Regions from separate parts of the Homo sapiens genome. Here regions 1, 2, 3, 5 and 6 are each linked to region 4. Evidence: chromatin contacts called from ENCODE Hi-C or POLR2A ChIA-PET data. All regions are on one chromosome and are shown on one strand. The core of a region is the stretch at or near the end of the contact, and the rest is flanking DNA. Distances in the headings are between cores, read along the strand shown.

Region 1 (3,547 bases), core at 812-3,311, 590 kb before region 4:
TCTGCCCTCTCCTCTGCCTCACTTGATCCTTACAATGGCCAGATGAGATATTACACAAAAGTGCTTTGTTAGCGGCAAAGCATAATAGAATAACACTTATTGTAAAAAAAAAAACACAGTGAAATTTTTATTTATCTCTACCGTCCTTTGGATATACCAAGAAGTCTTTGGGTTTTTTGGTGGAAATTCCTTCACTCATTCTTTCCTCATCTGATTGTTCAGTTAACACCAGGAGAGCATGTTCCATATGGCAACTAGGGCTGGATGAGGGTACCAGATGCCCAGAAGATGGTGTGCTGTGATGAACAAAACTTGGGAATTATGCATATCTAGGTCTGAATCCTGCCTCCATGCACTTGCAGTTTAACCTGTCTGGTCTTAGTTTCCTTATCTACAAATGATGCTAATGATACCTGCTAGGTGGGCCAGCTATAAAATATAACATATAAAATATATAATATGATATAAAATATAATATTCATTAACTATAAAATATATAGAGCTCCAGAGACATACTAGGCATTCAATATATGTTTAATAGGTATAATATTCGGGGGCTGTTAAATCAATATATTTTCACTTTTGGTGGTCCCTACTCTTTTGTTTGTTTGTTTTTGTTTTTTTCGAGATGGAGTTTCGCTCTTGTTGCCCAGGCTGGAGTGCAATGGCACAATCTTGGCTCACTGCAACCTCTGCCTCCTGGGTTCAAGCAATTCTCCTGCCTCAGCCTCCTGAGTAGCTGGGATTACACACGCGCGCCACCATGCCTGGCTAATTTTTGTATTTTCAACAGAGACGGGGTTTCATCATATTGGCCAGGCTGGTCTCTAACTCCTGACCTCAGGTGATCCACCTGCCTTGGTCTCCCAAAGTGCTGGGATTACAGACATGAGCCATGGCACCTGGCCGGTCCCTACTCTTAATTGTTCTGCAGCTTTCACGTTGATTGAAACTGGATTCAGCACATAATTCCTTCCATAGAGGCTTTGCCTTGGGCACCTAGGCCTGAAGATGCACTGGCCTAGGTAAGGGGAAGGGAATGACCTAAGAGGGTTTCAGGTCAAACAAAATGGGAGAGGGAAGCTTGTCCATTTAGAGGCAGCAAAGTGGGGGAAGAGAAGAGGATCAGAGACAGGTGAACACACAGTCAGAAATATATGACTCCACCTTTCAGCCCCAAACCAAAGCTCCCAGGTGTTAGAAGGATTGAGAGGGTAGCCAGGAGCAGAGGGATTTCCTGTTTGGGATCCTGAGAGTGGTGCCTGCAGCAGAGTGAAAAGTGTGGTGTTTGGGACCCAGGGTGGGGTGCCCTAGGTGACAGAGCGAGACTCCATCTCAAAAAAAAAAAAAAAACTGTGGAGTTTGGGACCCTGGGAGGGGTGTCTGCAGCAGAGTAGACAGTGTGGTACAGCAGATGTAGCAGGGAGCCTGGGTTAGCATTCCCAAGCCTTATACGCAGCCTGTAGAAGAAGCAGAAGTTATTGAGGATGTGGCTGATGAGGTCTGCTATTCCAGGGGCAAAGAGATCCCATACCTATGGGGGGAGGGCACAGTACCCTGGTCAGGGCTGCAGCAAGGACCTGGTTGGGGCCAAAACTTTGGGGAGGGTTACGGGGCTGAGATGGAGCCCAGAGATCAACTGCAAATGCGCCAGCTACAGATTTCAGCTCCAGAGGTCAGCATGGTATAGGGGCCATCCACATGTAGTCCTTTCCAGGACACCAAAGGACTACGGAATCAAATACGTAGAGTTAGAGTCCATTCCTCCTCACTTCCCTGGACTCCCCGATTTCCCCACACCCAGAGGTCATCTTGAAAAGGAAGGGGTAGGGAGATCTGGAAGATCAAGCATTGATGCACAAGCAGCCTGGCCACCCCCAAAAGCAGACTCCAACCCACAGAAACAGAGGTATTACTAACTGGTGAGTTTGAAGTGTAACTGCCCTGCACATCATGCACAGGAAGAACAGAAAATTCCTAATAAGGAAGCAACCTCTTATGAAACTGAGCAAGCAAGCTGGCAGCGTGTGCAGCCCAGTACACGTGGCAACAATGATAAGGATGGAGCGGTCCGGAGTGGGGGTGACCCAGCCCTTGCCTGCCAGTGGGATCTCTTAGTCAGGCTTGTGAGTGACCTCAGGCTGAAGGGCTAAGGGCCATGGCAGAAGCCTGACAGGAGAGGCAGGGAGCACAGAGCCAAGAGAGGCTAGTTTAGGGAGTAGGGACGGCTTCCCAAGGGGGTTGGTGCAGTTAGTGGGACCAGGGAACACGCTCACCTTTTATAGGGAGTGAGGCTCTCCTGGGTCATGAAACTGAGCTACAGAAGCCTGGCGCCTTTCTCAGGCTCTTCTGGTTGTAAGTTACAGAAAGCCATGGGAGCCAACTTGAGCAAATGCAATGGATGGGGCACTGCAGAGGCTCATGGAATCAGAGAACAGAGACTGCAGGACCTAGGGAAGGCACAGGACTGGACCGGGGGACACAGTAAAGAGCCCAGGAAGGGTGTCATTTCTACTTTCCTCTGAGCCTCTACTTCATCCTCCCTTTGGCTTTGGACTGTCTTGCCTCGTTTTTTGTTGGGAAGGCCAACAGCTCCTGAGCTTACGTGTTGCAGGGCCAAGTTTCTCTCTGTCTCAGTTGAAATTTGCCATGAAGGGACTGGTTTGCCTCCTGTACACCCATCAATTCCACCAGGAGCAAGGGAGGACAAGGGAACAAAACAGCTTTCAAAACAACATTGTGGATGGGAGAGAAGCGGGGAGGTACGAATAAGGGGTCTAGGCTTCACCCTAGGCTGCCAGGAAGGATCAGTCACTCTCCCCAGTAAATTAAGGAAAGTCCAGAAAGAAGAGAGAGTGATTTCGGGAAGCAGTAGGGGTGGACAGAAGAGGTACCCTCCTCCCCCTTGGACTTGGAAAAACAGAGCCAGCACTCTCCTGGCCATGAGTCAGAAAGTGGAGCTGTAGGGGGTGGCTGCAGAACCACAGGGTACATTTTTTCACTCTTTCATTATGTCACCTTAAAGAAATTAAGTAAAACTGCCAGTAAGGAAAAAAGAAAGCTAATAGTGGGGATATTGCTCAAAGGCAGAAAATTAGTTAAACATTACATTGGGGTTTCACAACAGGTTGGTGTACTGATTTTCTCACAGCTCCTTAATGAGTCTTGGAAAAAAAGATATAATTTTAATGTGGTCTTGATTGCTTTATTCTCAGGTCAGCCTGAGAATTTTCTCATGACGTTAATTATTCATTTTTGTAAGAAGCCTGCATAAATAAAAGTACAAGTACCGGGTGTCCAGTGTGGCATTTCAGGAGCTTGGAGAAAGAGGATAGAGAAGGTGAGAGCTGGGGGAAAATTGAGAGGTGGCCAGAAAGAGAGGCTTTGGTCATTTCCAGAGTCATGGAGTTGCAGAGAACTAGCTTTAGGCATTGCATGTAATTTAATGTTCTTCAATGTCCTGTAGCCTAAGACCACCTGGAACACACCTGTAGTCAACAAAGTTAGGCTGATTAACGCCACAGCAAGGGAAACTGCACGCTGTGGG
Region 2 (3,611 bases), core at 529-3,028, 550 kb before region 4:
GAAATATCCACTTATCATCTCTTCCCCTAGTCTGCCATTAATCATTTGCCTGTTCAAGGAGAGACACCAAACTGCTAGAACTGGTTATCTCAATATAGAAAGATGATGGGTCGTTTTAAGTTTTATTTTTCTTTTGCTTATTTTTAACTCTGTAGTATTTTTCTATGTTGGATATCTCTTACTTTTAAAATAAGAAAGATGTTATGTACTATCATGAGAGAAAGCGAGGGTAAAAACTAGCATGTGCTGGCATGCTAGGGAGAGGGTGTCTGTGAGATGGCAGAGAGAGCATTCATTCAGCACCAGGCTAGTGGCTTAGGCCTCTGTCACCCAAACTCTGGTGAGAACTCTAGCTTTTTTTCTTTTTTTTTTTTTTAATGGAGTCTTGCACTGTCACCTGGGCTGGAGCGCAATGGCACTATCATGGCTCACTGCAACCTCCGACTCCCGGGTTCAAGTGATCCTCCTGCCTCGGCCTCTTGAGTAGCTGGGATTACAGGTGCCTGCCACCACGCCTGGGTAATTTTTTGTATTTTTAGTAGAGACAAGGTTTCACTATGTTGGCTAGGCTGGTCTCAAACTCCTGACCTCGTGATCCACCCACCTTGGCCTCCCAAAGTGCTGGGATTACAAGCGTGAGCCACCGTGCCCGGCTCGAACTCTAGTTTTCAACACTTCTAAACTCCAGTAATTCAAGTCTTGGTTCTGGATTGAGGACCGGTTCTTTTGATTATGAGGTGTCTGCAAATGGCTTCTACCTGTAACTTGAAAGCAGAACATACCTATGTTGACCCCCCACCTTGGGGCCCACCTTCCTAAAACCACGTAGTTATGGTGTAAAAAGGTTTTTGCTTTTTGTGAGAAGTTGGACCCCAGATGATATACCAGGCAACATCTATCACTTTTATGACTGATGAAGACTATTTTGCAAAATATATACATGTATGCGTGTAGCAAACTTCTACTCTAGAATGCATATACGAGCTAATTGCCAGACATCATTTATTAGTGTGCTTAGTAGTGGTTTTTTTCTTGACACTTAGTAGTGGCTTTTTTCTTAACACTTGGAAAAGTTTTCCCAATTACATTACCTGCCCCTGGCCCCTGGCATATGTAATATAAAAATAAATGTATACTTGAGCATACTATAACTTACATTTAGGTAAAACTAATAATTGAGATTTTATTATTTTGAGAAATAATTTTTTATGTTTATGGCTTTATTCCTTCATGTTAAAAACAATATATTCAAAATTACTTTAAAGTCGGTTTTCAAGTCTTTTCATTTATATATCTATTTCATTTATTCACTGTATCGGTCAGGATACTGGAAAAAACCAAAACTTAACTAATCTAGTTCAGTGAAAGAGTTTAATGAATGGATGATTTATTGAGATGCAGGTGGGGTTGAAGGAACCAAAAGGATGTGAAGACATCCAGGAACTAGCAATGTAGGAAGCTGTTAACAGGCTTAGACCCCGTAGGGGAGCCATATATGGCTTTCCTCTACCTTCCTAGGTTCTTTGGCTAGGCTATGAATTAAATTGATATAAGGCCAATTAACAGGAGAAAAAAACATTTTAATTATGTACATATGCCTGGAGTTTCACAAAATATGAGACTGAAAGATGGGTCAGATGATTGAAGCTTCTGTAGCATCCTAAGCTACAGAAGGAATAGGGACATGGGGCTTCTGGGGCTTGGCAGCACACAGGGCAGGGGAGGGTGGAGAAGGAAATGTGTGGTGCGTAGAGGGTGTCTTGTTCTGCAGACGAAACCTCTCTCGGGTAATAACAGCCGTCTCTGAGCAGCCCTCAGAGGAAGCGATGACAGTCTGTCTGGGCATGGTGTCAACCTCAAGTCTCTCCTGTGTTCCCCAGGGAGGGAGGTCATGACAACTGAACTCCTTCTGAAGGAAGTTCAGAGAAAGCCCTTCCCTGTACTTGCTGTTCCTCAAGTGCCCCCAGTGGGAACTAACCAGCATACCAAGCAGCACATTTCAGGGTGATATTTCCTGAACTCCTTCAACCTAAAGGGAAAAAAGGAGGAAATAATATTCCTGGAACTCAGTGAGAGGTGGGGCCATGGAGGCGGGGCCACCATAGAAGCTGTAGCTGTGGAGGGCACAGCCATGTCAGAGCAACATGGAGGAGAGGAAATGGGAAGAGAAACCTCATGTGTCTCTCCTTCCACCTTCCAACCTCCAATGGCCTGTAGACAGTGGAAAGCCACTCAGCAGTAGAGCTAAATAAGGAGCCCCGGGGGTCAGGACAGAGGTGGGCAAAGGAAGGTGGAGAGCAGAGAATGAATGGTGAGGGGAAAAATGAAAATAATCAGTTAATTCATTCAACAAATATTTTAAAAAGGATTGCTATGTTCCAGACACTGGGCTAAGTATACTTGACTCGACAGGCTTTGTTTGGGGTTTGTAAGTAGATCTATTGGGCACAGCCCTAGAGGCAAATTCTTTCTTCTTGAATATTATTTCTATTTACAGCATTTCAATAGCAATAGCTCTGTGCGGATTAGACTGCCAATGAAGTTCACTACCTTTTGCTTCTGCTTGCTGTTCTACATAATGGCACATTGTGAAAAGCCGCAAGTATAGAGCGGGCACGACTTCTTATAATTAAGTATACGGGTAAAAGCACAGCTGAATTTGGAATTTTGCATAAGGGAGTTTTCTAGGCTTTTTTTTGGCTTTAAAGAAAAAGCACAAATAAGGAGGCAGAATACAGGAGAGGAGACAGGAGTCCGGAACAAAAGCAAATAACCTAATGAGCTATTCAAAGGCAAATTCACAAACTGCGCTTCTCGAAGCCTTAATAAGAAGGATGGAGGCCATCAAATCAGGTGAGGAGTTCATATTATTACTGAGAATGTGCTGTCTGGAGAAAGGCAATGGAGTATCACCAAAGAAGCAGCATTCTGGTAAAAAAAAAAAAAAAATTCTAGATCAGAAATCATAGAACATGTTTCTTTGTTCAGAGCTTCATAACTCAGTCTGCGGAGTGGATAATGAGTGTGTAGTTCCCTATTCTACCCTCTGGCAACTTTGAAGGCTGTTCCTTTTCTTTTTAAGTACTGCCCCATCCTCTCCCATCATAGAAGGCAAGCAGAAGAACTTCAAACAGTACAAGTGTATCTTATAGCACACGCTAGATTAGTTCCTTTACTACTTTATATAAACTGATATTTCTTAATGAATGGATAAGGCTTGAGAATTGGAATATCCGCCTCTGCTTGAGGTCCTGCTGCTGTGTAAACTGTGGACAAGTCACTTAACTCCTCATTTCCCTTGATTCATTCAGTCATTCAATTACCTCATCTGTGAAGTGAGGGTAGTGTGTAGGGATCAACTGGAACACAGAGGGGGCTTTAGGAAGCCAAGAATCACATCAACTTGTATAGAAAATAGTCTGTGTAGTCCAGACGCAGTAGCTCAAGCCTGTAATCCTAGCACTCTGGGAGGCTGAGGTGGGTGGATCACCTGACGTCAGGAATTTGAGACCAGGCTGGCCAACATGGTGAAATCGCATCTCTACTAAAAATACAAAAATTAGCCAGGCGTGGTGGCAGGTGCCTATAATCCCAGCTACTGGGGAGGCTGA
Region 3 (3,479 bases), core at 28-2,527, 840 kb after region 4:
TTGGCGAGGATACAGGGAAAAATTGCTCAAATACTAGCAGTGGGAATGTAAGTTAAAACAACTACTCAGGGGAGCAAATCAGTGAAATCTATTAAGGATTTACATCGTGCAAACTCTGTGATCCAGTACATTCTCTTGTTGGTATCTGCACTCTAGAGAAATACTTGGACCTAAGTACAAAAAGGCATCTACATATATATTTATGGTACCATTGCTTCTCATAATAATATTAATAAACAAACGTGAGGGTGGGGGAATGGTACATTAATTATGTATGTATATATATACACATATTGGTTCTGAGGACATGCAGCATTTTCAGAGAATGAGGTAGATTTATATACAGATATGGAAAGATTTCAATGCTAAGTGTAAAAAAGTAACATCTACACTTGCAAATGCACAGGAACTAGGAGTCATCATCTACAGACTGGGTTTGTAATTAGGGCCTAAAAGGGATATAAGCATAATTGTAACGTTTAAGCTTTTTTTTTTTTTCGCATGGACAAAATCTTACTTGTGTAATTTAAAATTAATAACGGTACTTAGAATGACTTTGGAAAAATATACAAATAATGAAATGGGGATCCAAAGAATGTTCACTGTATACCTCTGTACTTCTAAAAATGTGAATAAGTGTAGCATCCGTTGGGAGAAAAGTTTAATTAAATTTTAAATAAAACAATAAAAGGTGCCTAACTTCGTGTGAAAACAGACATATAGATATAATTAAATGTGACTACCGCTTAGAGATGTTAGTTATGAACTAGGAGCGCTGAGAAAAGGTATCCTAAATAGGTCTGGGGGAAGTGAGAGTTAGAAGAGGTGACTCTTGAGCTGAGTACCGACATAGAAATGGTATGCCCTGTTTTTATTCCTGGAGGGCTCAGCATGAGGTGCCCAAGAGGCCCTGAAACCCATTTCCATGACATTTTCCCACGAGCTGGAGCATAAACCCCCACCGAATAACTGAAGGGAAGCGGAAGGCGCAGAAACGCGGACGAAGAGGAAGCGGGCGCTTGTTAAACCGTGCGATGCACAATGCGGGAAAGTCCAACCAGCTCCGTGTTTCAAAGCTGGATGCCCAGATTTCCCACCCATTCCTACAGGCAGACCGGCTCGCCCTCTCCCTCCTTCCCGCGTCGTTTACTGGTCAGTAGAAGATTGACATGTCATCTGGCCAATAGGTTGGCTCCTCTATGGAGGCACTCAGGAACCAGTCGGGTCTTTGGTCCCTCGAGCGAGATGCGAGCTGTGTGCGTCGACGTCAGCGTGCTGACGTCACGGGCCGGAGGTCCCGGGGCTGCTGGGTGCGGGCGGTGGGCTGCGCGTTGTCCGCTGGACTGGGTCCCGGTCACGCCCCGCCAAGCCCCGCCCCTCAGGCCGGGGCGCGACCGCGGATCCGCAGTTCCCGGGCCAGCCTGGGGCGGCCGGCCAGGAACCACCCGTTAAGGTAGGCTGGGTTTCTCGTTCCCCTATTTGACAGGTTGGAAAACTGAGTCTCCTGGGTCAGATGACTTACATGGGGGCGTACAGGGGACCCGCGGACGGAGGCCATATCCTGGTCCTGTTCTGTTTCCTGAGTCCTGCGCGAGCCTCCAGGGGAGGAGGAGGGGCGAGGCAGGCTGTGCTCATAATGGACACAAGAGTGAAGTTGCAGAATGCTGAGCCCCGCTGCTCCCACGGCGTGGGCCGGGATTCAGGGATGGATATAGGTAGCGGGAGTGTCCTCATTCCTCCAGCCTGCGGACCCTGAGGAGTCCCCGGTGGGGTCGGCCCCGGGCTGGCGCCATGGGCCCCCAAGAAGGACCAAGAATTGGTGACTGGGTGTAATGCGTGGGTTGTCCAGACACAGGCGGTTGTGAGTCTCTTCTATTCATTGAGAAAAGTCGTGTTCAAAAAAAAAAAAAAGAAAGAAAGCACGAATCATGAATGTTCTCCCTGTGGTTTCAGTTAACTGCTTCACCTACTCGTAGATATCTCGCCATTGTTTGAAATCTTAGTTGCTTGAATACTTTTGATTTAGGGTTAGGGATTTTTCCCCCTCTCTTTTAGTTCAAACATGGGTGGACATTGTGGAACTTTTCTTTGTTCACTGTGTCATTTGTCTTCTATTTCACAGATGGAATCACTGAATTCATCACTTGACACAGTACTAGTTTGGATAAGTTTAGCAAGGTAACCAAGTAACGGGTCTAATTAAATCTTTACTGGAATTAGTCCAGTTTGCCACATTTCCTTGTTAGGAAGAATTCTGAAAGGTAATTCCCGTCTGTATACCATATCTACCCATACGCCTCTTTCTAGAAGCAGGATCTCACAAAACGACTTATGGTATCCTTGTTTTATTGATGGATTCTGATAAGGTGGTGGATTATTCATGTTCATAAAATGAAAACATACAATATGTTGTCGTGTAGAAGTCACTGTCTTTAAAATCTAACTGTCTCAAACATTGGTCTTTTAAAACTGCATTATTGCATTGCCTAAAACTGCATGAAAGAAATGAAATGAAACAGCCTCTGAGGGATATTACCTTACTTATGTTCACAGAAGGATGGTGATTAACATCATTTGGATTTATTCAATGGACAGTTTGCCTGAGTGATTGTCTATGCCACTCATTGTTTTAGGTTTTAGAGATTGAGTAGTGAGCAATTTAGATAAGGCCCATACCCTCAAAGACTTTAACTTTTGTTGGAGAATATAATAAACATGTAAATCAAAGAGACAAGTTTAGATAGGAATAAATGTCAGAAAAGATACTACTGGGTAGAGAGTTTGAGAGTGACTGGGTTGTATGGAGAAATGGGATGGTCAGGGAAGACCTCCCTAAGGAGGTAACACGAGGTGACATTTTGGGTGATAGCTGAATGTTTAGCTGAGTCAGCCATGAGAAAATGGGCTGGAAGTTTCTAGGCAGATATAAACAGTGTAAAGGAGCTAAAGGAAGAATGAACTTGGCATGTTCCAGGGACAGAGGGAAGCCCGTGTGGCTGGAGCTGAGTGAACCTAGGGGAGGGTGAGGTGAGGAGACAGTGGTCAGAGGTGACACTGGAGAGGTGTACAGGGATTGGATCATCTTGTATCCCATGTGAGCCTTACAGGCAGGCAAGGGAAAGATAATTTGTGTACTGCAGAGTCTTGTTTTCTTTTAGTGATACTCATAAACTCTAGCCAACTTTCTGCTTTGTTTTGGTTATGAAATCATTGCAGTAATTTATTGTGTATATATTTTTTCTCCAGAGGCCCTCTTAATGAAAAGATCTTGTTTCCTTCAGCACCTTATCCGATGTAGTTTGTTTCCTTTCCATTGTTATATGCAGAACTCAAAGTCTTTGCTTTTTCTTAAGCTCCCTGCTTTTAATCCTTTCTACTTCCAACCGTGAATACTCTTTCTTATTACCTGTACCTGCCTTCCACTTGGAAAGCAGTGGCAGTTGGTCCCTGCTCTTCTCCAAGCCAAATTCTAGGAAGCT
Region 4 (3,432 bases), core at 339-2,838:
TGGTAGTTGAAAAACTGCAGGCAATCACACTTACCTAAAACACATGCATCTGTGTTTCTTTTAGGGAATTAAACCCTTCCCAATATACTGGGGTAGGCGTGCTATTATAATTTTTCTGTTTGGAGAATGAAGACCACCAGTGTTTTATTCTTATCTTCACTGTTCAGAATTGAAACCTATTGTACACACACAGTAACGGAGATCAATGTGATGAACCAAAGGATACAAATGTATGTAAGCCACTGGCTGACCTCCAAGAGCTTATAATCTATTTCAAGAGAAGTGAGCATGAAAAAAGAAAAATGTAAATTACGTTACGTGTGAAATATATTAACTGCAAATAAAAGCTACAGGCAAAGAAAATGATATAAGAAATTAGAAAACTGGAGAAAAGACTGCATTATAATGCGATCAGAAAAGGTTTGAGTACAAAGGAGGCTCTCTGCAGTGCTTAGCAAAGCCAGGATTTAAAGCAGTAGAGAGCTGGGAGAAGGCAGGGGGCATTCAAGGTGGCATACTTTTAGAAGGAAACGGCAAGAGATGAAAAAAGACCATGAATGTGCGGGAACAAGCGTCTAAAGGAGCAGCTTCTATAAAACAGAGGGGTACCTGGGAATCACATACAGTGCCTGCAGACACTACCTTGGCCCAGGGACAATGCTTATGAAAAATATGGAAGGATGCAAAGCCACCCTAAAGAATCTGACTGAAGTCTCAGGAATACCAGAAAGCTCAAGAATCATCCATGTCTATTTTTTTAAACTGATAAACTTTTTTCAAACAAAATCTTTCCCCAAATCATACGCAAATGAAAATGGGACAATACAAAGGTGCTGCAGCAGGAGTGAGCGAGGGGTGCCCGGAAGCCCTCGGCAGCCACCCCTCTGCCCCAAGCCATTTGAGAAGCAGAACTAAGGTTGAAAACTATGTATCTCTTCCCATTGCCCTTTTTGGGCCTGAATATGCTCAGAACATCTTCTCCAAGCATTTGTCTGATGCACACTTGGTAGAGATGATGGATCCCCTCGCCTGATGAGATGGCCCGTGCTGGCTTTTCTTGGGTGAAGGTGAAATGTGTCTCCTAGCACAAATAGGATGGAGTTCCTACACTTGGGCCATAAAGAACGCATCTAGGCAGGGCACTGTGGTGGTTCATGGACTGTAATCCCAGCACTTTGGGAGGCTGAGGTGGGAGGATCGCTTAAGTCCAGGAGTTTGAGACCAGCCTGGGCAACATGGCAAAACCCCATCACTACTAAAAATACAAAGACTAGCTGGTCATGGTGGTGCACACCTGTAATCTCAGCTACTCGAGAGGCTGAGGCAGGAGGATATCTTGAGCCCAGAATTAGAGGTTGCAGTGAGCTTTGATTGAGCCTTTGTACTCCAGCCTGGGTGACACAGTGAGACCCTGCGTCAAGGAAAAAAAAAAAGAACATATCTAATGGTCCCCCCTCTACATGATATAACCTCAAAAAGTTGGTAATACCTGTGAGACTCCTTTCTTCAGGTTAACATATGGGCAGTTTCACTAACCATTTGTCTCGTCTGTAGACAACTGAAGTTAGAGAGGGGAACCATATATCCACCCAACAGAGAAATGAAACTAGTGGTTAGCTGGCAGGCTATGCCGGTGATGGGAACTGTTGTTATGTATGTAGGCAGAGGTGAAACTTTAACGTCATGAGCGAACATGGACTCTAAGACAAAGAGTGTCGACAGTGAACACACAGACCAGAGGGCTTAGCACTGAGGTTGGAACTGATCTAGAAAGAAGAGGAACCAGGAAGGAAACAATCCCAGATGAATCAAACAGGGAGGAAGAATCTCAGGCACTGAAGCTAGAGGAAGGAAGGGAGAGTTTCAAGAAGATGAGAATGGGCAGCTTTGCCGAGCGTAACCGAGAGGGTGAGGACAACCAAGGCAGAGGTGCCACCAAAAAGGGGAGCCCTGTAGAGAGGTAAATTGTTGTTCATGCAAATATTAAAATAAGCATGGAACAACATAGATGGCATATACTGGTAACATTTAAATAAGCCTGGAATGGAAAAACAGAATAAAATACTACCAAAAGAGAGTTACTAGGTCAAGGGGAGGATTTTCCAAGGTGAAAACAGAAGAGTTCACTGTTGAAGACAGAGAAGAAGAAAAGAATAAGAGAAGAGAACATGGCTGGGACAAAGCCCCAGGTAGGGTAGAAAGGATGGGCTAATATCATTTGACCCCGCAATCTCATTACTGGGTATATACCCAGAGGATTATAAATCATGCTGCTTTAAAGACACATGCACACGTATGTTTATTGCGGCACTATTCACAATAGCAAAGACTTGGAACCAAGCCAAATGTCCAACAATGATAGACTGGATTAAGAAAATGTGGCACATATACACCATGGAATACTATGCAGCCATAAAAAATGATGAGTTCATGTCCTTTGGATCCATTCTCAGCAAACTATCGCAGGGACAGAAAACCAAACACTGCATGTTCTCACTCATAGGTGGGAATTGAACAATGAGAACACATGGACACAGGAAGGGGAACATCACACACCGGGGCCTCTTGTGGGGTAAGGGAAGGGGGGAGGGATAGCATTAGGCGATATACCTAATGTTAAATGACGAGTTAATGGGTGCAGCACACTAACAAGGCACATGTATACATATGTAACTAACCCGCACGTTGTGCACATGTACCCTAAAACTTAAAGTATAAAAAAAAAAAAAAAAAAACACCTATGTGGAGCATTGGGGGTTGGGATAAGCTGAAAGCACTGGAAACAAATTGGGACCACCTCTTCCCTTCTCTGCTAGCAGTAGAAAAAGCAAAACAAAACAGGAAGGCAGGAGATAAAGGCATCAGGTAGTCTGTGATGCCATGCAAATATGTAGGCCGAGAAGTTCTAGGCAAAGACAGAAGTGGTAGCTTTCTGGTCTGTGTCTTCCTTGAAAAGCAAGGCCTGAGGGGGCAGGGCAGAGACAAGAAATACTGGAGGCTTGAAGAGTTTATGCAGGGAACAGAAAAGCTGCTGCTCAGAAATGGTGAGTGGCCAAGATGGAAAAAAAAAATCACAGAGTACTAGGGAGCCAGTGAATATTCCATAGCACAAATTGGCTATGTGTCCAATTAGGACACCTCTTTATTACCAGAGGATGCCTCCCACTTGTCTTTTAATTTTTTCTCCTTCCTAAACATTGAAAAAGTTAGGCAGAGAAAGAATGAGAACAGAGGGCAAATGTTCACAATGGAAGTGCAGGTGAAAAGGAAAACCAGAGTACCTAATTTTCTAATCTAGCTAATAATGGCTGCTTTTATTGAGGAATCACTCTAAGCTATGCAACATGCTACACTCTTTTCACATGATTTCTTTAATCTTCACAAGGACCATCAAAGTAGCAAATTATTATCCCAAAGAAACTGAGGCTCAAG
Region 5 (3,759 bases), core at 584-3,083, 660 kb before region 4:
CATTTAGTCAAAAGTGCAAAGACCATTTCATTGGAGGAATTTAACAAATGGTGCTGGGACAACTGGACAGCCACAGGCAAAAGAATGAATTTGGACACTTACTTCACACTATATACAAAAATTAACCCAAAACGGGTCAAAGACCTAAATGTAAGAGTGAAAACCGTAAAATTCATACAAGGAAACACTGGCATAAATCTTACTGACTTTGGGTTAGGCAACGTTTTCTTAGATATGACACCAAAAGCACAAGCAAAAGAAGAAAAAAAAAACAGAGAAACTTGACTTCATTAAAATAACAATAAGTTTTGCACTTCATAGAACACCAACAGAAAGTAAAAAGACAGCCCACAGAATGGGAGAAAATTTTTGCCAATCATATATCAAATGACCTATCACAGTGCTAGAATATATAAAGGACTATTACAACTCAATAATAAAAAGACAAATAGTCCAATTAAAATATGTACAAAGAATCTGAATAGACAGTTTTCCAAAGAAGATATACCAATGTCCAAAAGCCACATGAAAAGATACTCAACATCATTAGCTACCAAGGAAATGCAATTCAAAGCCAAAATGAGATACAACTTCATGTCCACTATAATGTGCTATAATAAAAGAGAGAATAATATGTGTTGGTGAGGATGTGGAGAAATCAAAAGCTTGTACAATGCTGATGGCAATGTAAACTCGTGCAGCCAGTTTGTAACCAGCCTACCAGCTCCTCAGACTGTTTAACATAGAGTTACTATGTGATCCAGCAATATGATCCAGTTTATATATGATCCAGCAATGTGATCCAGTTTATATATATATATAAACATATGTCCACACAGAAATGTGTACACAAATATTTATAGCAGCATTTTGCATAATAGCCAAGAAATGTAAACTCCTCAAATACCTATCAGCTAATAGATCAACAAACGTGGTATACCTATACGATGCAATATTATTCAGCCGTAAAAAGTAATAAAGTTATAATACATGCTACAACATAGTGAATCTCTAAAACACTATGCTAAGGGAAAGAAATCAGTCACACAAGACCAGATATTGTATGATTCCATTTATATGAAATGCCCAAAACAGGCAAAGTCATAGACACAGAAAGTAGATTAGTGGTTTCTTAGGGCTGGAAAGAGTGGGTGTTTGGGGGCGGATGCTAAAAGGCATGTAGTTTCTTTCTGGTGTAATGAAAATGTTCTAAAATTGATTGTGGTGACTGATGAACACGCAACTCTATGACTGTACTGAAAGTCACTAAATTGTACACTTTAAATGAGTGAACTGTACAGTATGTGAATTGTAGCTTAATAAAAGTGTTTAAATACAGATTCCCTCTCCCTTGGGATCCTTTTTAGGGGTGCTACTGTGGAGAGGGTCAAGAAGCTCTGATGTCACAGTATACTCAGAGACCTGCATTTCATTCAGTACCAGCCCACTGGCTTCTGGCCTTGGAGAAATTGCCTCCCCTTTCTGGACTTCCATTTCCTCATCTGAAAAATGTGGGTGTAGGATTTGGTCTCTATCACTATAATGTCTGCTAAGTTTGGGGACTTTTGTAAGAGATATTCCAAATTAAATGAAGGAGCTTTGGAAAAAAGTTAAAAGTACTGCTAATGCAGAACTGGCTTAGCCTAGAGCAGAGCAATTTAAAAATGGACATTAGGGTGTTCTTTGATAAAGTTCTAATACTGGCTGAAAGGCAGAGAAAATTCATCTTCTTTCTGGTAAGATAAGCAGTGTGTGTGTGTGTGTGTGTGTGTGTGTGTGTGTGTGTGTGTGTGTGTGTGCGCGCGCGCGCGCGTTAGAATTCTGTTTAGCTCAAGTCAAAGAGGATGGCTGCAGGTTCCTTCCTCCCTGAGCAGAACCATTTGAATAGTTTCCGGTAGTCTTCTGTGATTGTTAGCTTGAGAGGCCCCTGGAGCAATGGCTGATATGGGACAGGAAATGCTCTCTGAGAGCTAAATTCTGAGAGCAATCCGTAAGGGTACAAAGCAGAAATATGCAAAATCTCCAGAAAGAGCCAGCTATCCCCAGTCAGCCATGATCAGATGGTAACCTGATTGTTACTGATACACCTGAAGAAAAATTTGGCATTTACATATTGACAGTAGCTTAGCTAAAGTAAAAATTATACTGTTAAACTCTGCCTGTGACAAGGATCATACAAGAGTATTTAATTTCTACAGATTAAAAGAGACTTGGAACAGCATAGGAAAAAAGAAAATGTGGCTATTCCAAAGGACAAAATAAAGTTAAAATAAGACCAATTAAGTAGTTATCATACATTGGGTGTATACAGATGTATGTGTAAATAAAACATAGGACATTCCAATTTGTAAGTTACCTTCATGTTTACCATCACTTCCTTTCTCATAAGAATCTTTTCTAGTTCTAGATCCCTGAGGAATCACCACACTGTCTTCCACAATGGTTGAACTAGTTTACATGTACCTTAGAACTTAAAGTACAATAAATATATATATAAAAAATAAAAATAAAAAAAAGTATTGAGGCCTCAAAAAAAAAAGAATCTTTTGAGGGGGTAATTATTTTTATCCTCATTCTATAGACAAGAACATTAAGACTTAGAGAGCTTAAGATCACAACATAGCAAGTGGTTCAGCTGAGATTAAAATACTCCAAAAGGTCTTGTTATTTGTAGTATACATTTCAATGTGCTTAGGACATTTTATTTGATGCCTTATCTACCTCAAGTATAGCAGATATTGTTATACATTATTATATGTATAATATGTATACATTATTATATGTATAATATGTATACATTATTACATATGTATAATTATTATATACAAACTTGAAGCACAGTGCCACCAAGGGACCACATAATTATTTTTTTTTGAGACGGAGTCTTGCTCTGTCCCTAGGCTGGAGTGCAGTGGTGCAATCTCAGCTCACTGCAACCTCCACCTCCAGTGTTCAAGCAATTCTTCTGCGTCAGCCTCCTGAGTAGCTAGGACTACAGGCACATGTTACCACGCCCAGTTAATTTTTGTATTTTTAGTAGAGATGGGGTTTCACCACGTTGGCCAGGATGGTCGTGATCTCTTGATCTTGTGATCCGCCCGCCTTGGCCTCCTAAAAGTGCTGGGATTACAGGCATGAGCCACCACAACCGGCCAACCACACAATTTTATAAGTACATATTCTGGGATGCATTCAGACTTTCAGAACCTCCAGAGTAGGCATGAAGTGCCTTCTTTCTTTTAAGACTACATGAGTTTTTAACAATTATATTCCACAGAGATAAAATTTCTGCATAGGTGACCCAGGAAAGTGAACTTGTAGCAAGACTCTCAGGGCATATGATTCTGTTGACCCCTGACTAGTGAGAATGATTCCATTAATCATTTTCCATTAACAATTCCGAGATTCTTCCAAGGTGCTTCCTAATGAGAGCCAGAGGCAAAAGCAGTGGATGAAACTGAGGGTCAGAAATGCTTTGCACGATTAGAAAAAAACTGTCTTATAGGGCACAGGGAAAGGCAACATGATTTACTAAGAGATTATTCTCAAGAATGGTGCTTACGCGATTTCCCTGCTAAAACTTTGTTTTTTGTACTTTTTTAGCTTTGGAGGTGAAAGTAATACTTCACTGAAAAATAATTTAAAAATAATTGTGTGTTTATGTGCTTAATTTCATATCCTTCTGTCCCCCATTCACCTGGCCTACCAGACAGAAGGCAATGCAATATTGGATCCCAGTAGGCACTGTGGGTCAGGCCT
Region 6 (3,814 bases), core at 1-2,500, 610 kb before region 4:
CATCTAAATGCCACCACTATTATGAGAATTCCCATGTTATGAGAGCTACAATGTGAATATCAAAGATCTTACCTTACTTCCTGCTCTCATCCAAAAAAAACAAACAAAAAAAACCTCTTGGAAATAAAACACTTCATTAACAGATGAGCCAAGAAGCCATATCAACGCTCAGCGTCTCCAGGTGATCGCCAAATCTGGATTCTCTGAGAGACGGAAGGAAGCTAAGATGGTTGAGTCCTTACTGTGTGCACATGCCACAGATTTACATGCATGGTCACAATTTCCATGGTATCCCTATGAGATGGGTCTCACTCACTTCAGTTCACCAATAAGGACACAGAAGCATGGAGAGGGTTAAGTACATTGCTCCAGGTTTCCACAGCCAGTAGGAAATGGGAGAGAAGGGTAGGAGGAGGGCAGTGATTCAAACTCAGATGTGTTTATATGAGGTCAAAGCCCATGAAAAGCAGTAAAAATTTCAGACTAAAATAGCCTGAAATAATAGTTACCTATACAAGAAGAAAAAATTCCAATCGCCAATGAGGTGGAAGAGTTTTATGCCCAATTTAAACTAGTATGCTTTTTATTCACATAGATGTATGTAGTGTCAATGTCTACTCTTAGACTCCACATTTCTCTGTGTCAGTGAGGTTACTGGTGCCTTACCTGGAATCTTACAATTCTTGATTTAATAAAATATGTGATTTATTACGCAAGCAAAGTACTGGATCCCATTGTTATGTCTACATAGAAAATACAAAAATATTTATTTGCATACCTACACAGGTGTGCCCATTCGAGAGGCTGGGCCTGGACTGGTCATCGTTGGCTGGAGAGGCCGAGGACTGAAGAGACAGGAGCAAGAATAGAGGCGCCACCGTAAGGATTTTCCAGGGGGACTGCATCTCCGAGCTATGCACCCCAAGTGATCACCCGGCTTTGGAAGCTCCCAACTGAGGGATGCTGGAGCTGAGGCTGCAGAATCAATTGATCTCTCTCTCCTTCTCTTCCTCACTCTCTTTGACACACACACCCCACCCTCTCACATACACACTTTTCAATAAGTGTGAAGTGAATAAAAGCACACATAAACACTCACAGACCCACAGCTTGCTCTTGTTGGACCCTGAGAGAGCCACACACAAAGAGCTGGAGGGAGTCTGTGGTGTGCGGTTCTGCTGAGGTAAAGACTGCAGGATAAAGAAAACCCAAGTTGCACAGTGGCACAACTTCCGTGCTCCCTGGCTCAGTGAAGTTAGTGTGCATAAACCCCGTGAGCCTCGAGGCTTGCCGGAACTGATCTGTTGGGTTGGTTAGGAGGCCCTTCCCCTTTCATTCTTGCAAAACAAAACAAAACGATACTAAAGCCAAAACTGAGAAGAAAAAAGAAAAAAAAAACTAATCCACAAGCACACAACCCTTTAACAATTTGATCAGCAGCACCCACATATTGTAGAAATTCTAATTGGTTACATTCAGAACTTACTTAGTCTTGTTTTCAACAGCTTTATATGGTAAGGTTGTGATCCTTATTTTGTTGTAAAAGGATATTCTGGTCAAATAATATCTTTCCTCTGGAGAAATTGGGTTATTCCTTGAAGGGTCAAGGCCTTTTATTTGGTGTGCAGAAAATAAACAGTACAGAAAATAATGGGCAGTTAGCATGGTGGGATTTTAGACCTAATGAGAAAAAACATGGGTTAGAATTAATCAATTCACAGTTGCTAGGCTGTGCACAATGCATCTTTTTTTTCTCCAGAATTTCGAAGTGCATTTTGTGGATGATTTGTTAAGAGACTGATTTTCTGCTCTGAAGAATAGAACTGAACACTGTCTTTCTGAGGGAAAAAAAAAATCGGAACCAGATCATAGATAAAAGACATATAATCTAAATGTTTCTCTCTAAAATAAGATAAAACAAAATCATATGCCATTCTCAGTCAAGATAAGAGGACAGGGCCAAAGTACCACAGTCTAGGTAAGTGTAGGAGGTCATGAGATTCTGTTTCTCTCTGCTTAGGCTCTGAGGGAGCTTATTACAAATTTTGAAATATTATAGAAGCTATCTAAATTGTTAGCAATTAAAAAAAATAGCATTTGGAGTAGCAGGCAAAGTTTTAGAGTAGCATCCTTTCCAGGATGTAGGAAATACCAGTTTTTATGGTTGGAAGATTTCTTGTGCAGTCATTAGTCTTACAAGCACCGATGGGGCTACAATTCCCAAACCTGCTGCAGAGATAGCACAAGTCAGAGTGTTTCCCTAATTACACTTCCAGCCCAATACTGAGGATATCGTTAGGCGTCCATGGGCCTGTGACTTCCTCTGACTCTAAGGTGCTGCTGCTTCAGTTCTTCACTCTGTGACTAAGGGGAGCTCTGGGGTCACTAGGACCACCACAGGGGTGAGGCCTAGAGAAGTTCCAGAGACTTCCAAGGGAGGCTAAATAAAGGACTGATTGATTAGGAACTCAGATTGTGAAGACAGAAAGGCTCATGCTTACGTCTCATGTCTACTGTTTATTCTGAGTAATATATTAGACCAGTGATGTAACTTTCCCCCCTTCAGTGTCTTGTTTTTGTTGTTGTTGTTGTTGTTTGTTTGTTTTTTGAGACAGGGCCTTGCTTTTTCATCCAGGCTGGAGTGCAGTGGTGTGATCACAGCTCACTGCAGTGTTGACCTCCTGGGTTCAAGTGATCTTCCCACCTCAGCCTCCCAAGTAGCTCATTTCTATTGGGATAATGGTAATATCCGCTCCAATGCGCTGCTGGAAGCACTCGAATACATGATGTATCCAAACAACAAAGCAGCATGGCTGGCAAGAAGTAAGTGCTTAGTGCATCTGTCTATGACTCTAGCAGGAGTGTGATGAAACCTGCACCCCAGACCAGCTTCAAGAGAATTCCAAGACGCCCATGGTAGTTGTAGGCCATCATGTCATACATGGGAAATGGTGAGGACAGGAAAAGGGAGGATTTATTGAATACCTTCCAGCTGTGCTACAGCACTCCAGGAGTGTGTGGTCTAGTTTGTCTAATCCATAAATGGGTGAGGACTCTCCTGAGGGCTTCTGGAAGAGCATTTGACACAGGCTTTGGGCCTCTTGAGGCTCTCCTGGTCTCAATGTATAGCTGCGAGCAGGTCTGGAAACTCTTAGAGTGAGAGGGATTTCTTGGTATGCCGGAAATGCAAGTTTTGTGCCCTTCATCGCATGTATGTGGGCCAGGCAGTGCCATTCACAACCATCCCAGGGATGGTCGGCTCTGAAACTCTCTAGTGTGCTCAGGCTTCGGGGCTGGTCACAGTGGGAGTCGCTGACTTAGCTGTGCAGTATTGAGCAAGCCCCTTCCTGTTTCCAGAGGTGACAGTCCTCAGCTAGAAAAGGGAGGTGAGACTATCTACTTCGTAGGAATATATCATGGTAAAACCTGACACATAGGTTTTCAGTAATGGAAGGATTTTTCATGCTTGGAGGGTGAGTTCTTACTGGGCATGATCAAAGGAAGAATGCAGAAATCAGAAAGTGATTTCGCCAGCAGAAGCTGGAACAAAGTGCACGTGTGCACAGACCACTGAACAAAACATCCCTCTCCGTCACCAGGATGGAGTGGACCCTCCCATTTGCACAGTTGTCCTTCACACTGGCTGGTATCATTGCCCCTGACAGGGCTGCCTTTGCTCATCAAGTACTGAGTGCAAATGACTTGGGATCTTTGCACAGCTTGCCAAAAGGCCCTGGACCTACCTGTGGTTTAGAACAACTAGTCAGGCCCTGGAGAATGTTCCTGCAGGACCCCACTGTCAGATGTTCCAATT

What was found. A loop is a pair of places that touch in the nucleus more often than their neighbours do. ChIA-PET counts read pairs that join two places held with the same protein, here RNA polymerase II (POLR2A). Pooled maps may share reads with other maps.
Region 1: a loop to region 4 is called in a map with no recorded cell type, with 5 times the contacts of the local background. The contact joins two enhancer-like sites. A Hi-C loop is called at or near these places in 4 of 37 single-sample maps with no recorded cell type and 2 of 50 pooled maps. POLR2A ChIA-PET finds 5 or more read pairs at or near these places in 1 of 52 experiments (CD8-positive, alpha-beta memory T cell).
Region 2: a pooled map shows a loop between it and region 4 (4-fold over the local background). The contact joins two enhancer-like sites. A Hi-C loop is called at or near these places in 2 of 37 single-sample maps with no recorded cell type and 8 of 50 pooled maps.
Region 3: a loop to region 4 is called in a map with no recorded cell type, with 8 times the contacts of the local background. The contact joins the promoter of STARD3NL here to the enhancer-like site in region 4. A Hi-C loop is called at or near these places in 18 of 37 single-sample maps with no recorded cell type and 6 of 50 pooled maps.
Region 5: a pooled map shows a loop between it and region 4 (2.0-fold over the local background). The contact joins two enhancer-like sites. A Hi-C loop is called at or near these places in 8 of 50 pooled maps. POLR2A ChIA-PET finds 5 or more read pairs at or near these places in 2 of 52 experiments (activated CD4-positive, alpha-beta T cell and naive thymus-derived CD8-positive, alpha-beta T cell).
Region 6: a loop to region 4 is called in a pooled map, with 3 times the contacts of the local background. The contact joins the promoter of AOAH here to the enhancer-like site in region 4. A Hi-C loop is called at or near these places in 2 of 37 single-sample maps with no recorded cell type and 6 of 50 pooled maps. POLR2A ChIA-PET finds 5 or more read pairs at or near these places in 1 of 52 experiments (CD8-positive, alpha-beta memory T cell).

Annotation. Positions count from the first base shown.
Region 1 is chr7:36,744,495-36,748,041 of GRCh38, forward strand. No RefSeq gene overlaps it. Among named protein-coding and RNA genes, the nearest start is that of AOAH, 22 kb to the left of the region's middle. Within about 2 kb of position 2,062, at least 4 of the 41 ENCODE cell types and tissues checked have a DNase peak (open chromatin) inside an H3K27ac peak, as active enhancers do.
Region 2 is chr7:36,783,278-36,786,888 of GRCh38, forward strand. No RefSeq gene overlaps it. Among named protein-coding and RNA genes, the nearest start is that of AOAH, 61 kb to the left of the region's middle. Within about 2 kb of position 1,779, at least 8 of the 41 ENCODE cell types and tissues checked have a DNase peak (open chromatin) inside an H3K27ac peak, as active enhancers do.
Region 3 is chr7:38,176,968-38,180,446 of GRCh38, forward strand. STARD3NL (STARD3 N-terminal like) reads left to right here and starts at 1,278. Exons shown (of 9, transcript NM_032016.4): 1 at 1,278-1,453. RefSeq lists an enhancer at 925-1,004 and a silencer at 1,255-1,534.
Region 4 is chr7:37,334,808-37,338,239 of GRCh38, forward strand. The region is part of intron 2 of ELMO1 (engulfment and cell motility 1); the gene reads right to left. Among named protein-coding and RNA genes, the nearest start is that of ELMO1, 110 kb to the right of the region's middle. Within about 2 kb of position 1,589, at least 7 of the 41 ENCODE cell types and tissues checked have a DNase peak (open chromatin) inside an H3K27ac peak, as active enhancers do.
Region 5 is chr7:36,676,803-36,680,561 of GRCh38, forward strand. The region is part of intron 2 of AOAH (acyloxyacyl hydrolase); the gene reads right to left. Among named protein-coding and RNA genes, the nearest start is that of AOAH, 46 kb to the right of the region's middle. Within about 2 kb of position 1,834, at least 4 of the 41 ENCODE cell types and tissues checked have a DNase peak (open chromatin) inside an H3K27ac peak, as active enhancers do.
Region 6 is chr7:36,723,244-36,727,057 of GRCh38, forward strand. AOAH (acyloxyacyl hydrolase) reads right to left here and starts at 1,251. Exons shown (of 21, transcript NM_001637.4): 1 at 779-1,251. The coding sequence starts at 905.